2 separate regions of the Homo sapiens genome follow, and region 1 is linked to region 2. A link is a loop called in an ENCODE intact Hi-C map of the cell type or tissue named here. Cell type or tissue: IMR-90. All regions are shown on one strand.

What was found. Peaks named below come from ENCODE experiments on the same cell type or tissue, not always from the same donor. Only the 100,000 strongest peaks of a DNase experiment are listed, where the experiment ranks them.
Region 1: a loop joins it to region 2, with 2.3 times the contacts of the local background. A loop is called at or near these places in 2 of 110 quality-filtered maps.

The regions. Positions count from the first base shown.
Region 1 is chr13:109,390,578-109,398,577 of GRCh38, forward strand. LOC105370359 (a long non-coding RNA gene) reads right to left here. Exons shown (of 3, transcript XR_001750017.3): 3 at 7,856-8,000. Among named protein-coding and RNA genes, the nearest start is that of LINC00399, 6.1 kb to the right of the region's middle. In IMR-90, no CTCF peak of the experiment used is centred here; no DNase peak of the experiment used is centred here.
Region 2 is chr13:109,624,288-109,632,287 of GRCh38, forward strand. No RefSeq gene overlaps it. Among named protein-coding and RNA genes, the nearest start is that of LINC00676, 100 kb to the right of the region's middle. In IMR-90, no CTCF peak of the experiment used is centred here; a DNase peak (open chromatin) is centred at 4,064; H3K27me3 peaks cover 721 bases.

The DNA.
Region 1 (8,000 bases), 230 kb before region 2:
AAGCTTGCCTACTTCTTGACATTCCTCCTCCCTGCTGGAGCAAATGGCACTGGGCTAACCTTGGCTAACCTCCTTGATAGCCTTCCTGTATCTACTCTTGTCCACCTGCAGTAAGTTCTCCCTACTGCAATAAGCAAGATGTTTTAAAAGTCCAGACCTGATCACTGAAATACCTGCATAAAACTCTTCAATCGCTTTCCATTTATTTTTATTTTTATATTATTATTGTTACTTTTTTTTGAGACAGAATTTCACTCTGTCACCCAGGCTGGAGTGCAGTGGCACGATCTTAGCTCACTGCAACCTCCACCTCCCAGGTTCAAGCAATTCTCCTGCCTCAACCTCCTGAGTAGCTGGGACTACAGGCGCCTGCCACTACACGCAGCTAATTTTTGTATTTTTGATAGAAACAGGCTTTCACCATGTTAGCCAGGCTTGTCTCGAACTCCCAACCTCAAGGATCTGCCCATCTCAGCCTCCCAAACTGTTGGGATTACAGGTGTGAGCTACTGTATCCACCTCTAGTTTTTTGTAGAATAAAGAACAACATTCCCACCCTGGTCTACAGTGTCATAGGTAATCTGGCCCCTGCCTGCATCTCTAGACGTATGCTGGGCCACTCTTTTCCTACTTTACTCTGCTGAAGCCACAGTCTTGGGACCTTTGAAGTGCCACATTCTCCTGTTTTAGGGTCTTTGAAATACCGTTCCCTCCACCTGCACTTTACTGTTCCCTCCTTCTATCACTTTATTGAACTCCAAACCTTCTCTATGATCTAAACTTGAAGTCTGCTACTCTGGAAAACCTCCTCTAAGTCCCTTGACTGAATCGTATTGCATGTTCTTAGAGACCCCTACATTTTTCGATTGGTAGCCTTTATTTTAGTTAGACCAAACGTGCATAACAGGATACTTGAAATACCAGTGGCTTAAAACAACAAGGCTCTACTTTCTTATTTAAAAAGAGCAGGGCTGAGTAGAGCCACATGGGCTCGGAAGGTGCCAGGAACCCAGGGTCCTTCTAGGATCTCACTTGAATCAGACTTAAATTTGGCTTCCACTGCACTGTCCCCAATGACTAATTCAGCTCCATCCAGCAGTGAAAGCTACATTCCAAATGGCAGGATAAGGAAATTGAAAAAAAAAAATTTTAAGGCATTTCTCCTCACTTCAAGACTACATCTCATAAGCTGTACACGACATTTCAACTCACGAGCTGTTGGTTAAAACTTAATCACATGCCACATCTAGCTGCAAAAAAAGTCGAAAAATGTCGTCTATGATAGGTGGTCATTGTCCAGCTAAAAATAGTGGGATGAAGAGACTGGAGTTACTACTGGAAGTACTGTCTCTGCCACAGTGCTTTTTCTAGGTGGTGACTGCTTGTAGGCAAGGCCCACGTCAATTTGCTCACCACTGTATTCCTGGAAACTACATGCCTACTCCCAGCACATTGTAGATAATTTATAAACACCTGTTGAATAACCAAGTGGATGAATGAATGAATCAATGTTTCATGGGTATCCCTAGAGAGAACATTCCGAATGGAGGGAGGTGAAGGAGGTCATCAGAAATGTGTCATTTTAAAGGTATAATTTGAACTGGGTGAAAAAAATTGGCTTATTTCCCTTGTGGAAGTGGGATGTGAATATTCCTGCCAGGAAAATGTTGTGAGCACTGGCCCAGAAAGAGTGAAGCTCCAGAGAAGACTGGAGAGCAGGAAGAAAGCCATGGCGGGCCAGGCGCTGTGGCTCACGCCTGTAATCCCAACACTTTGTCAGACGGGAGCAGGCAGATCACTTGAGGTCAGGAGTTTGAGACCAACTTGGCTAACATGGTGAAACCCCGTCTCTACTAAAAATACAAAAACTAGCTGAGTGTGGTGATGCACACCTGTAATCCCAGCAACTTGGGAGGCTGAGGCAGGAGAGTCTTTTGAATCCAGGAGGCAGAGGTTGCAGTAAGCTGAGATCACACCACTGTACTCCAGCCTGGGTGACAGAGCGAGACCGTGTCAAGAAAGAGAGAAAGAGAGAGAGAGAGAAAGGAATGAAGGAAGGAAGGAAGGAGAGAAGGGAAGGAAGGAAGGAAGGAAGGAAGGAGAGAAGGGAAGGAAGGAAGAGAAGGGAAGGAAGGAAGAGAAGGGAAGGAAGGAAGGAGAGAAGGGAAGGAAGGAAGGAGAGAAGAGAAGGAAGGAAGGAAGGAGAGAAGGGAAGGAAGGAAGGAAGGGCAAAGTGGAGAAATATGAGACAATGTCAGAATTGTAGATGGGGCCGAAACTGCAGAGCATAATTTAGTGAGCACACCAACATCTGGGCAAAGCACCACTAAGCTCAGTGACCATCAGGGGTTCTGATGATGAGAGCACAGCACGCAGGGCCAGTTGTCCCATCAGTCCTGGAATATAGACATCTTAGGATGTGCAGATCACAGCCAGATCAAAATAGTCCCTGTGGAGGGTCCACCACGTTACCACACAGCACCTCCTAACCATTGCATCTGTTCATCCTGCCTCATCCCAGGTTAAGAAAACAGAAAGAAAGAGAGAGGAACTCATCTTACTGCCACCAGCTCTACCAGCCTAACAGCTGTGGGGCTTTCCTAGATCTCGGCTTTGCCTGAGGTTTCAGAGGATGGCATGTCCTTTGTCCTATCAAAGGTCAACCAAGCATTTCTGCTCTGCTCCTATCACCTCTCTCCTCAGTCATTACCCCTGTCTTCCACACCACCCTCTCCCTCTACTGGGCCATTTCTATCTGCATACAAACATGCTCTGGAGTACACTTTTGTTTTCTTAAAAAATGTTGCTGTTTTGATTTCCTATTTCTTTTTTTCTTTTCTTTTCTTTTTCTTTTTTTTTTTTTTCTGGAGATGGAGTCTTGCGCTGTCACCCAGGCTGGAGTGCAGTGGCATGATCTCAGCTCACTGCAACCTCTGCCTCCTGGGTTTAAGCAATTCTCCTGCCTCTATCACCCAGGCTGGAGTGCAGCGATGCAACCTCAGCTCACTGCAACCTCCGCCTCCCGGGTTCAAGCAATTCTCCTGCCTCAACCTCCTGAGTAGCTGGGACTACAGGCGCATGCCGCCACGCCCAGCTAATTTTTGTATTTTTAGTAGAGACGGGGTTTCACCATGTTGCCCAGGCTGGTCTGGAACTCCTGAGCTCAGGCAATCCACCCTCCTCAGCCTCCCAAAGTGCTAGGGTTACAGGGGTGAGCCACCATGCCCAGCCTTGATTTCCTATTTCTATGCAATAAATGCCTTGTTTCTTTGTTCCTCTGGATGACAGAAGTTCTTGAAAGCATCTGAAGCCACAGCCTCTGCATTCTCCCCTCTTGCTATGTCTCTCACTGTCTCTCACCAGGCTCTTTCCACTTCATTCCCCAGAAGCCAAAGCCGTTCTTTTCCACCTCACTTGGAAAGTGGCTACCAGACCCAGATCTCACCTCCCTCTGGCCTCTCCAGTCCTCCCAGTAGCTCTTAGCATGCGTGGATACACACCACCTCCCAGGACACGTTTTCTCTCAGCTTCCATGGACCTCACGCTCATGCTTTTTCTACCTCACAGTCTCCTTTACTGAACCCTAAATGGTGAGTCTGGATGGGATTCCTCTGCTATATGTTCTAGATTGTCCATTTTTATCCAGCGGCTTTAAACACAGTCTATATACCAATGACCCTCTTGTTCATATCTCTAGCTGTGACCTCTACCCTGAATTCCTGGCTTGTACACCAAACATGCAGCTCTTCATTTGTCATTTCCCCTTGGAAATCTAATGGGCTTCTAAACTTAACCTGACAACACAAAACTTTTCATTTCTCCCCCAACATTATCTGCCTGTTAGTTGACCCTACAGTCTCCCCAAGTGTTCCAGCCAGTTCTTCAGACAGATCCTCAATTCAGTGTCTTTACTGACCTTCTCCACCCAGTTCATTGGCAAGTCATAATGACTACATCCAAAAGACATCCCAGAGACTTTCCCTTCTCCCTCTCTGCTGTATCTACCCAGCCACAGCCTCTACCATTTTACTCTTGGCACGTGTAAGAGACATCTAAGTGGGCTCTGCTTTTTGCTTTTTTATTTGCCTTTCTTGCTGTTTTCTGCACATCATAGCGAGGATATTTTTTAATGTACATCACTGCATGTCAGTATCCCGTGCCGCACACCCCACTTACAGGCCTGTCTGAACCCTTGGCCCTGTCCACCACTCCTGATGACCTGGCCCTGTCCATCTCTCTGAACTTTGCATATTGACTTGTCCTCTTTCCCATGACAACCATACTCACTTCCCTTCTTTCCGTGCCTCGAACGTGCCATGTTTCCTTCTCCTTAGGATGCTTGCTTTCATCGTTCCTCTACCTGAGATGTCTTTTCCATACATCCTGCATGACTGGGACTGACTTTATCATTTACTTCTTTTCACAAATGTCTCCTCCTTTGAGAGGATGTTCCTGGTCTTTCATTCTAAGTTACTTTGTAAAAACTCAGGTTTTGTCACACCACTTTTCTTTCAACAAGACTCGACATTATCTGGTTTTTTGTTTATTTAATTTTCCCTTTTGTGAGTCTGCCTCCCCCCACCTCCCCAGGGTAAGCACTAATGTGGCAGGAGTTTATCTGATGTGCTCGCTGAGCAGCCTTGCACACAGCACCGTGCTTGGTACGCAGCATGTGCAAACGTGTGCAATATGTGCTGGACAAATGAGGACAATAACAAGGACAGTGATCATTGCTGGCAAGTGCAGAATTAGCCACAGATTCTGAGTAAATACCAATGACCAGAAAAGTTTAGAGGACTTTTAAATGTCTCTCCCACCCTATCTGTCATTTAGATTCATCCTGTTAGGACTCACTTACTGGTTGGTGTTATGCTTAGGGTCTGTCCCTGCAATGGGCTCAATGCTCATGTTCCCCTGCCCCAAACCCCATCCCCAAGGTGATGTTATATGGAGGTGGAGCCTGTGGGGGGTGATTAGGTCATGAGGGAGGAGGGCTAATGAAATCTCATTCCAATTTTAGAACACGTGCTGCAGAAGCAAACACGTCATGAAATCTCCTATGTTGAAATGCCATCCTCCAGGTGATGTTACTTGGAGGTGGCACCTGTGGAAAGTGATTAGGCCATGAGGGAGGAGGTCTCATGAATGGGGTTCATGAGCTTATGAAAGAGGCCCAACAGAGCTCACTTGCCTCTTCCACCATGTAAAGACACAGTGAGAAGACGGCCCTCTAGGAACCAGGAAGCGGGCTCTCACCAGACACCGAGTCTGTCGGTGATTTTCTCCTGGATTTCCCAAACTCCAGAGCTGTGAGGAACCAATTTCTGTTGTTAGAAACGACCCAGCTTATGGGATTTTGTTATAGCACCCAAATGGACTTAGGCCTTGTTTTATGATTTCAAACATGACAGGAGCAAGTTGATCTACATTAATTGACCTATCTAATTAGTCTTTTCCTGGAATAAAGTTTCTCAGAAAGTGGGTATAAAATCTTAGAGCAGTGATTACTTTATGGGTAAATAGGCAAATATAATTTTCATTTCAACACAGTTACTTTCAGGGTGAAATTGGCTACTATTGATAATGACAACAGGACAACAGATAGAAAACCAGGATTGTCCTGGACACCATGGAAAGTTCTGGAAAGGAAATTAGAAACAAGATGAACAGAGAAAAGAAAGACACAAGGATATGCTGAAACATTTTGAAACACTGTCACAATGACTAGTAGAGGAACATACTAGTATGTAGTAAACAAACTTAAGCTCACTGAAAAAGATGGAGTAAAAACATAAGCGTAGGAAACAGCCAGTCTCTAGAACAGTAAACATCCCTGTAAATAGGCCACTGCTGTGACCACAGGGCAGGAGGGCAAACAAACAATTGCATGTATCCACATTGTAGAAAGAACATCAGGTTCAGAATGATTCATTCATACAACTCTGTCTCGGCGTGAAGGATTCACACATATACACAGACAAGAAGATAGGAGACGGCCAGGCGCGGTGGCTCAGGCCTGTATGTAATCCCAGCACTTTGGGAGGCCGAGGCGGGTGTATCATGAGGTCAGGAGATCGAGACCATCCTGGCTAACACGGTGAAACCCCGTCTCTACTAAAAAAAAATACAAAAAATTAGCCGGGCGTGGTGGCAGGTGCCTATAGTCCCAGCTATTCGGCAGGCTGAGGCAGGAGAATGGCGTGAACCTGGGAGGCAGAGCTTGCAGTGAGCCAAGATCGCACCACTGCACTCCAGCCTGGGTGACACAGCGAGACTCTGTCTCAAAAAAAAAAAAAAAAAAAAAAAAGACAGAAAAGAAGATAGGAGACGTCTCAGCTGCACCATGGACAAGCCTCTCCAGGCATAATCTTCAGTTTATCCTAAGAATATATTAACCGGCAACTTGTTTTCTGATTATTCACTAAAGTCAACTCAGTTATAAAACAACAGACAGTTTACAAAGATAAGGATCATAGAGTGACAGGAGGGGAAGCCACCTAAAGAAGGCATTGATGATCAAGGATAGAAAATTGCAAAGCAGATGTAGAGGGGTCAAGGAATATTATATCTTGAGTACAGTAAAGGGGGGTGGATGAGTTATAATTCCATCTTGCTGCCCTCAGCTCTATTGATTCTTCGGCTCCTTAAATATGAAAATAGAAGAAAGGCAAACACTTAACAGGTATTTTTAAAAATCTGGATGGGCTAAGCTAAATCCATATGGGCCCATTCCACTTGATATGCAGGTGAGCACATAGTCCTTTCACGGCAATGGCAAAGGTGAAGTTACACCTGTATTGCTTTCTTGGAGCCCTGGGAAATATTGGTCACCTGAACTCCTCAAAAACAAGTGTGGAGAAAGGGAAGTGAGCAACAAGGTACCTGGTGTCATTGTCCTGGTAGAAGCACTGCGGGGAGGAGTCCTGCAAGCTGCAATCAGCTGAGTCAGGGAAGGACAGGACAGAGGCCCTGGCCAAGTTTCCTTTAAGAAAATAGCAATTTTCTCCCACAAGTAACGTGACATTCAATTTCACCCAATATCCACACCTGACTTTTGAAGGTCAGAGAACTGACAGTGTGTTTTATTTTGTCAGCAGTCAAAGAATACGGGGAATGTGGGAGAGTACTATTATGCCTGGTTTTTTTGTTTTGTTCTGTTTTGTTTTTTAGACTGAGTCTCAGTCTGTTGCCCAGGCTGGAGTGCAATGGTGCAATCTCAGCTCACTGCAACCTCTGCCTCCTGGGTTCAAGCTATTCTCCTGCCTCAGTCTCCTGAGTAGCTGGGATTACAGGCATGCACCACCACACTGGCTAATTTTTTTGTGTTTTTAGTAGAGGTGCGGTTTCACCATGTTGGCTAAGCTGGTCTGACCTCAGCTGATCAGCCCACCTTGGCCTCCCAAAGTGCTGCTGGGATTACAGTGTGAGCCACCCCGCCCAGCCGATTATTAGACCTGTTTTATGATGTACAATTTGATTTAAGAAATCTTAAGGAAAAACAGCAAATGCAAGATATTTAATGCAAAGCAGAGATAGTTTTCCTTTAGTAGAATTGTCTTAACAATCATCATACTGTCTTCCACAATGGTTGAACTAATTTACATTCCCACCAACAGCATCAACACGTTCCTATTTCTCCACATCCTTTCCAGCATCTGTTGTTTCCTGACTTTTTAATGATCGCCATTCTAACTTGCGCCATTCTAACTGGTGAGACGGTATCTCATTGTGGTTTTGATTTGCATTTCTCTAACGACCAGTGATGAAGAGCTTTTTTTCATGTTTGTTGGCCACATAAATGTCTTCTTTAGAGAAGTGTCTGTTCATATCCTTTGTCCACTTTTTGATGGGGTTGTTTTTTTTTTTCTTGTAAATTTGTTTAAGTTCCTTGTAGATTCTGGATATTAGCCGTTTGTTAGATGGATAGATTGCACAAATTTTCTCCCATTCTGTAGGTTGCCTGTTCACTCTGACAATAGTTCTTTTTGCTGTGCAGAAGC
Region 2 (8,000 bases):
CTGTTATTTGCAGAGTTTATAATGTTCCTGGCAGTTAAACACAAAGCCATAATTTACAAAGGGAAGATTTAGAGTTTCTAACCTTCTCAGTTTTGGAGATGATGGTTGCTGGAGTTACATAAGCTCAGACATTATCGATTCCCATTGAAGCTAAGTCTGCAGTTTATACTTAGGTTTAGGCCCATCAAAGTCAATTACCGGAAGAAGTTACATGTATCGCCAACTATCATTGCTTTTTTCCCTCCATTTTTCTCCAGAAGGGTTTATTGATCATTACTTTGTTTATTATTTATTGGCCTTAATCCTTTGAGTCTCAAAATAAGAGCCTTAGGTGAGTTTTTCCCACCAATATAAAATACCTATTGTCATGCTTCGTTATGCATTGACATTATCTTGTGCGAAAAATGCTTATGGACCATACTTTTGATCTATTTTCCCATTCATTTACTGGTATTCTTTGAGAGAGTTTGTCTATTTTTATACTATTTAAAAGCTGCCTTTATTTGTATAATCTGTACTTGACTCACTCTGTTCAAAATGACAATGAAGTGTTTTATATTACAAACATTTTTGAGTATACAGCATGTGCCATGCCCAGGACTTGCTACCTGACGCTTGATGGAACAGAGATTTAAAAATGTATCCCCTGCCATTGAAGAACTCACAGTCCAGTGACAAAGCAAAATACACAGAAATAATTAAAATTCATTATACATCAGTTAGGAGTAGGTTCCATTGCAAATAATGTGGCTTATTAAATAGAAATTCTCTATTTGTCCAAGGCTGATATGGTGGCTTTACCACCAAAGACCTTAGAAACTCACATTACTTCTAGTTCTACTCCATAATTTCTAGGGTGTATCCCTTTAACTTCATGTCCTAAAAAAGCTGCCAGAGCTCTGGTGATTATAAGTGCATTCCAGGCAGTAGGATGGAGGAAGGACTATGAAGAAAAAAATTTTTGAGACAAAGCCTTGATCTGTTGCCCAGGCTGGAGTGCAGTGGGCAACCATGGCTCACTGCAGCCTCACTCAACCTCTCAGGCTCAAGCAATCCTCCCACCTCAGCCTCCTTCCAGAGTAACTGGGACTACAGGCACAGCTAGTTCTTCTATTTTGTAGAGATGGAGGTCTTGCTATGTTACCAGGACTGGTCTCAAACTCCTGGACTCAAGCGATCCTCCTGCCTGGGCCTCCCAAAGTGCTGGGATTATAGGTGTGAGCTACTGCATTCAGTCAGGACTATGAAGAAATATGAAAGGATATGCATGAGCTGTCTTGTAAGATTCTTAGAAGCTGCTGGTCAATGCATGTGCTTATATCTCATTGGCCAGAATTTATTCTTATGGCTACACTTACAAAATATAGTCTTTCTAATGGGTAGCCACTGGCTCAGATGAAAATTAGGGATTCCATTTCTATTAAGGTGAAAAATAGACAATAAGAAACAACCACTAGGTTGAAGTATTAATATATGAAATTACTAATATCTGATTTTTTTCATCTTCAAAGAGTTAGTTTCACATACTTCACTCTAAGAGTGGTCTTGGTCCCATAGTGCAGCACAAATTATAACTCAGAATTGTGCATGCAGAGCAGACTAGTGAGCAAGCACTAACTGCTGAAAGGTCTGAGGAGGTCTAGTGAGGATGCTTGGGTTGATTTTGAAGGATGAGTTCCATTCACTAGACAGAAAGAGGAGGGGTGTGGACTCCAGGCAGGGGGACAGTTTTCTTGAATCATAGATTGTAGCTGTGTTATCACTGATAAGCATTTGGATGCCTGGGGTGTAGGTGCCTGGTAGGAGTGGTTGGAAAGATTTATAGGACCAACCTGGAGGCTTTTAGATGTCATGCCATGGGGCTGGGACTTGTCCTGGAATCAATAGGGATGTCACAAAGTTAGGCTTATTTTTAGAAAGATAATTCTTAAGGGGATAATAAATGAAATCTACATTTTCACTTTTTAAAAAACTTTCTAAAAGGGTCTTTTTAAATATTTGCAAGTGGTACATCTGTCTACAAAGGCAGGTTGCCATTGCTGGTTTTATTTTAAGCCTATTACTCTATACCATTTTAGTGAAGGACAAATACCCAAAGAGGGATGGTCACCATCTCTGTTCTTCCACTCAAACGTGAAATCCAGCCTGGCAAGAGGGATCATCTGCCCACGAAACACCTTGGGCCAACAAGGGCAATTCTTGTCAGGGAAATCCTTAAGTCAGAGAGAACACTGTCAGAAAGCCAAGCTTCCTGCTGTTTGAGGAAGACAGCTGAGCCTGTAAGGAGACTGACAGTGTCTCTGAGTAAGAGCCTCACACTACCTAGAGCAATGCAAAACTCAACGTGGCCAACTCCATCTGGTCATTTAGATTTCAGCTTAAATGGTAACTCTTAAGTCACTGGCTCTCCTGTCACCATATTTAGCTTCTCTGCATGCTTTCTGCCCTCCCGCCGCTCCATTTATTTATCTGCATGGCAAGCAACCGTCCTCCTTTCCCCTCAAGAATGGAAACTCCATGCAAGCCGGGCATCAGCTGCCTTGTCTTGAGCTGTATGTGAAGCCCCCCAGAATAATGCCAGGCTCATAGTAACCATAGCAGCATACCCAAACTCTGCAGCTTTCTTCCTGCCATTTTGCTAATCAATCCTGCTCATTGACTGGAGATTTTGCTGAGTCAGAATCCTCCACACTAACTAATCTTGCCATCAGTCTGCAGGAATTCTGTGACTGTGCAGACAGACTGTCAGTATCTTGACCACTCGTTTCTTTACCTCTTCATCTCTACTTCATTTTCCACTTGTTAGCTCCTGAAGCTGCTCTGCCACAAAAACCATTCTTCTAGTACAGTTACCTTCTATTCTTCCTCTCCCCATCATCTCTCTCCCTCTTCACTTCCCCACCTTTTCAGCTTATACTCTCTTGTCAGCAATTTCAGTTGCCTTCTTCCCAATATCCTAACCAATTTCTACTCATCAATCCAACTAGAAAATGATGCGGTGGGGGTGGGATGAGTCTAAATTTCCATCTGATTTGCATCTGTATAAGATATTGAGTGATGCTAGAGAACGTCTCACAACCACGTGTATCAGACCACAAGAAATTCATGCTCACAACTTCAACTGTGCACAGCATGATAACACAAGTCTACCACGTTCTTTAGTCAGTGTCTCTGTCGCAGGCTAGACCACACCTTCCTCATTGATTGTGGCAGCATGGGTCTGCCTGAGTTCACTGTGATTCCTACAGTCCATTTTCCAGGTTGTAGTTACCTTCCTGAAATACAAATATGTCTTACTTAAAACTCTTCAGTAGCTTTCCAATGTGATTAAAATCTGACATCCTTAGTCTGGTTCTTACAAGTTCTTCCATGATCTTGTGCCTGACTCTTCTATTCTATGATCTCATGTCACTCTTTTTTTCATTCCTATCTGTGCTTTAAGTGGTACTGTATTTTTTTTTTTAACTTTCTTGAAACTGAACCTCATACAGTTTCAGATCTGAGATGTATGTGCTCTGCGTCTTTCTGCCCAGAGTGCTCTCTCAGCCAGCTCTCCACCTCTTAACTCAGCCAACTCCTTCTCACCCTCAAGTCTTCACTTTAAAGTCCCTTCCTTAGGAGGGCATTTTCTGAACCTTCAAGGACCTCACTGATAGGCTCACACTGCAACATTTACCCCCTTAGTTATGGTTATCACTTTTTTCATTGTTTATTTAATCTCCAGCTTATCACTCTAAGCGTTCAAGTGCCCTTTATGGTTTCTCTCTGCTGTCTCTCTCAGACCTAGCAGAGTAGCAGCACACAGCTGGAAGTGAACTGAAGGAGTAAAAGCTGCTCACTGGGGACTGGCACGACCTCAAGGTCCAAATTTCAGAACCACATGATTTCCCTCAAAAATCCATTGATAGAACTGCCTCAGTGCCTGCTACTTCTATTTTGGTTCATGGATGCCATTCCTCTTTGTTATGAGAATTTGGGGTGAGGGAACAGGAACATAAATAAGCAGGAGAGTCATAGGTACAAGGAATGCTCCAGATGACTCTTCAGCCTGTGACCATTTGACTACCATGAATCACACGGATTGCACTGGCACAGAGCTCTCATTCCTGAAGGTTTGACAGCAACTTCAAGCCCAATAAATGACATCCTTACAATAAAAAGCAACATTCTATAAAAAGGGTGAAGAGTTAATATCCTCATGGATTTAAACCAGAGGTCTAGTACAGATATAGAACTTGAGTGATTCACAGGCCTTATGTATTTTTAATATCTGAGACCACAGGAAATGTGTCCAGGAGAATGCTGCTAATGATACCATAATACGTGTCCACAGGTTTCTTACAGAGCTGTTGTCATTTTAACCCCATGACATAAAGTACAAATGACCTAATTGCCAAAGCAGAAATGTTTACCTAATCAGGATTCAGTGTGTTTCGGAAAAGAGAGAGAATAAGCTAAAGCTGTTACTTTACTTGTGCACTTACAAGATGATGCTGATATGGTTTGGATTTGTGTCCCTGCCCAATTCTCATTTTTGAATTGCAATCCCCAATATTGCAAGAGGAGCCCGGTGGGAGGTGATTTTATCAAGGGGGCGGATTTCCCCTTTGCTGTTCTCGTGATAGTGAGTGAATTCTCATGAGATCTGGTTGTTTAAAAGTCTGCGGCACCTTTCCCTTTGCTCTCTTCCTCCTGCTCCAGTCATGTAGGAGGTGCCTGCTTCCCCTTCACCTTTGCCATGATTTTAAGTTTCCTGAGGCCTCCCCAGCCATGCTTCCTGTACAGCCTGTGGAACTGTGAGCCAATTAAACCTCTTTTCTTTATAAATTACCCAGTCTCAGGCAGCTTTATTAGAGCAATACGAGAAGGAACTAATACAGATGCCAACCGGTTTTTCCAAGAAACTCTGTAACTTAACTAGTGTGTTCTCAGCACCTGAGTGAAGGGACATAGAAGCCCAGGCTGTTGAGAAGCCCTTCTTTCCCCTGGGAAGGAAAGGCCACTGCAAGTCTAATTTTTGCTTCTCTGGCAATGATAGTCTGGAGACACAGCTCTTCAGTTCCAAGAACCCAGTTTCTATTGTCGGTGGGAAACGTAATCACAGGGGGAGAAAGGAAGGTGTTCCCGATGTCAGCGAGCAAGAGCTGGGAAAGGAAGAGATGAATGGGAACAGACATAGGAGTTTGCCTGTGAGGACAATTACCTGAGTTGTGAGCAGTGACGACCGAATGAAAGGAAACCCACTGTAATTAAATAGGGTGGCAGTACGAGGAGCTGGGCCAACAGTTTCACACATCAGCTTTGATAGCTTATTTAGGAGGGGAGGGAATGTTCAAGGGGGAACAATCAGGGCTTATTGCATAAATGAATGAATGAAAGTTCCTAGTAGCCTGGTCATCACTCAAGGAGTGGCTGCACGCTCTGGAATGTCAACACTATAATGCCTCAATTTGCCTAGAAGAAAATTTAAATAAATAGATTTTCTATACAATCTTTTCTCCTCTATTGTTCCTTTCTGAAATTTGGTAGTTTAAAATGTACATCTACGTTATGGCTGTGTTTGTACTGAACATCTGAACCAGACTTAGTCCAGCCAAACTGTTCACTCTTGCTCTCGTCACGATCAATACCAGTCAAATCAATCTTGCAGCAATCTGCACCAATCACAGGAATGACCAAAATGAGACCAGCCAAGCTGCCATCCAATTTCATGCCAAGGGACAGAGTCTTGGTGTCATTTGTAGTTGCAATTAAATCTGGCATAAAACATATTTAGCATTCCATCTTGTTCAACAGCTAAGTACCACTTATTTCAACATAGCTTCATCAGAATATAAGCATAGAAAGATTAACCCTTTAGCACAAACAGGGGAAAACACCGGGCCAGTACAGATTGCTGCTTCAAGTACTTTCGGTCTCACTGGTCAGAGACTAACTCAAATTCTGTCACCTGCTATGCAGAAATCTCCATGAGTGCTTTAAAAGGGTAGGCTATCTCCCACTTATTAATATTTAATGGCTTTGGGAAATCGTGGGTTATCTTACTCCCCTAGAAGGAATTATATATTTTGAGTGTTGTAAATATCTGTAGGCTTTAAGCTGCTCTGTGCTATGTAAACAAATGGCCTTGGTCATCATTTATTCCTGAAGTTATGAACCATGATGCATTTTACTGGCAGCATTTAGTTCTCATTACCATGCCTGGGCAAGTCTGCAGTTTCTGCTCTCATGGATAAGAGCGGCTTTATCTTTTTTTTCTTTTTGTTTAAGGCAGCGTCTCACTCCATCGTCCAGGCTGGAGTGCAGTGGCACGATCATGGCTCACCTCAGCCTCGACCTCCCAGGCTCAAGCAATCCTCCCAACCTCAGTCTCCTCAGTAGCTGGGAACACAGGTGTGCACCACCACACCTGACTAATTTTGTTTTATTTTTCACAGAGACACTCTCACTATGTTGCCCGGGCTGGTCCTGTACTCCTGGGCTCAAGTGGTCCTCCTTGCACTGCCATCAGTGCTCCCCAGCAGCTCCTTCCCTGAAGGAAAATCTGTGCTGCACTCACCAGCATGCTGAAGTAGCTGCTGCCAGTTGCTCTCAAGTTTGCCTTTGCCCACTGCCCAATCTAAAAGAAAAAGGGGCAGAAAGCTGTTATAGACTCAACTGTGCCCCCACAAATCCATAGGCTGAAGTCCTAACCCTCAATGTGACTGTATTTGGAAATAAGGCCTTTAAAGAGGTAATTAAGGTAAAAAGAGGTCATTGGTGTGGGACCCTGACCCAATAAGACTGGTGTGTGTCCTTTTGTAAGAAAAGGAAAGGACACCAGGAGCTATCATGCATGGAGAAAAGGCTACATGAAGACACAGTGAGAAGGCTGCAGGTGGGAAGAAAGGTTGCATCAGAACCTGAGCCTGCTGGCATCCTGATCTCTAACTTCCAGCCTCCAGAGCTGTGAGGTAATGCATTTCTGTTGCTGAAGCCCTCATCTGCAGTGTTTTGTTATGGCAGCCGGGGCTCACTTGTGCAGAGGTGGACGTGCCACTCACTCCCGTGGCCAGTGCATGACCATTCTGCTCCACTTTCCCCAGATCACCATCCTGGGGCTTATTTGTCCTTCTGGAATTATTACACCAGAGACTATCGCAAACGTAGTATAATGACTGGCTGGCACATGCAAATAACTTTGTATTATGATAAAATATACATAACATAAAATGTACCATTTTAGCTATTTTGGACTGCATAGTTCAGTGGCATTAAGCACTTTCATCTTGTCATACTACCATCACCGCCATCTATCTCCAAAACTCTTTCATCTTCCCAAACTAAAACTCTGAATCCCCTGAACAATAACTCCACATTCTCCCCTCACCCCAGTTCCTAGTCACCATTATTCTACTTTCTGTCCCTATTAAGTTGACCACTCAAGGGACTTCCTATACATGAAACTCTATATATTTGTCTTTTTGTGTCTAGGTTATTTTACTTGGCATAATGTCTTCAAATTCCATTCATGTTGTGATATGTATTAGAATTTCCTCCCTTTTTGAGCTTGAATAATATTCCTGTGTGTGTGTGTGTGTGTGTGTGTGTGTGTGTGTGTGTGTAATTTTGTTTGTCCACTCAGTGAGTCACTTTATATGTTATATTAATCCATTCTCATGCTGCTATAAAGAACTGCCCAAGACTGGGCAATTTATAAAGGGAAGAGGTTTAATTGACTCAGTTTCGCATGGCTGGGGAGGTCTCAAAAAACCTACAATCATGGCAGAAGGGGAAGCAAACATGTCCTTCTTCACATGATGGCAGGAAAGAGAAGTGACAAGCAAAGAGGGAAAAGCCCCTTATAAAACCATCAGATTTTGTGAGAACTCACTATCATGAGAATAGCAGCAGGGGGGTAACTGCCCCAATGATTCAATTACTTCCCACCGAGTTCCTCCCACTACATAAAGGGATTATGGGAACTGCAATTCAAGATGAGATTCAGGTGGGGACACAGC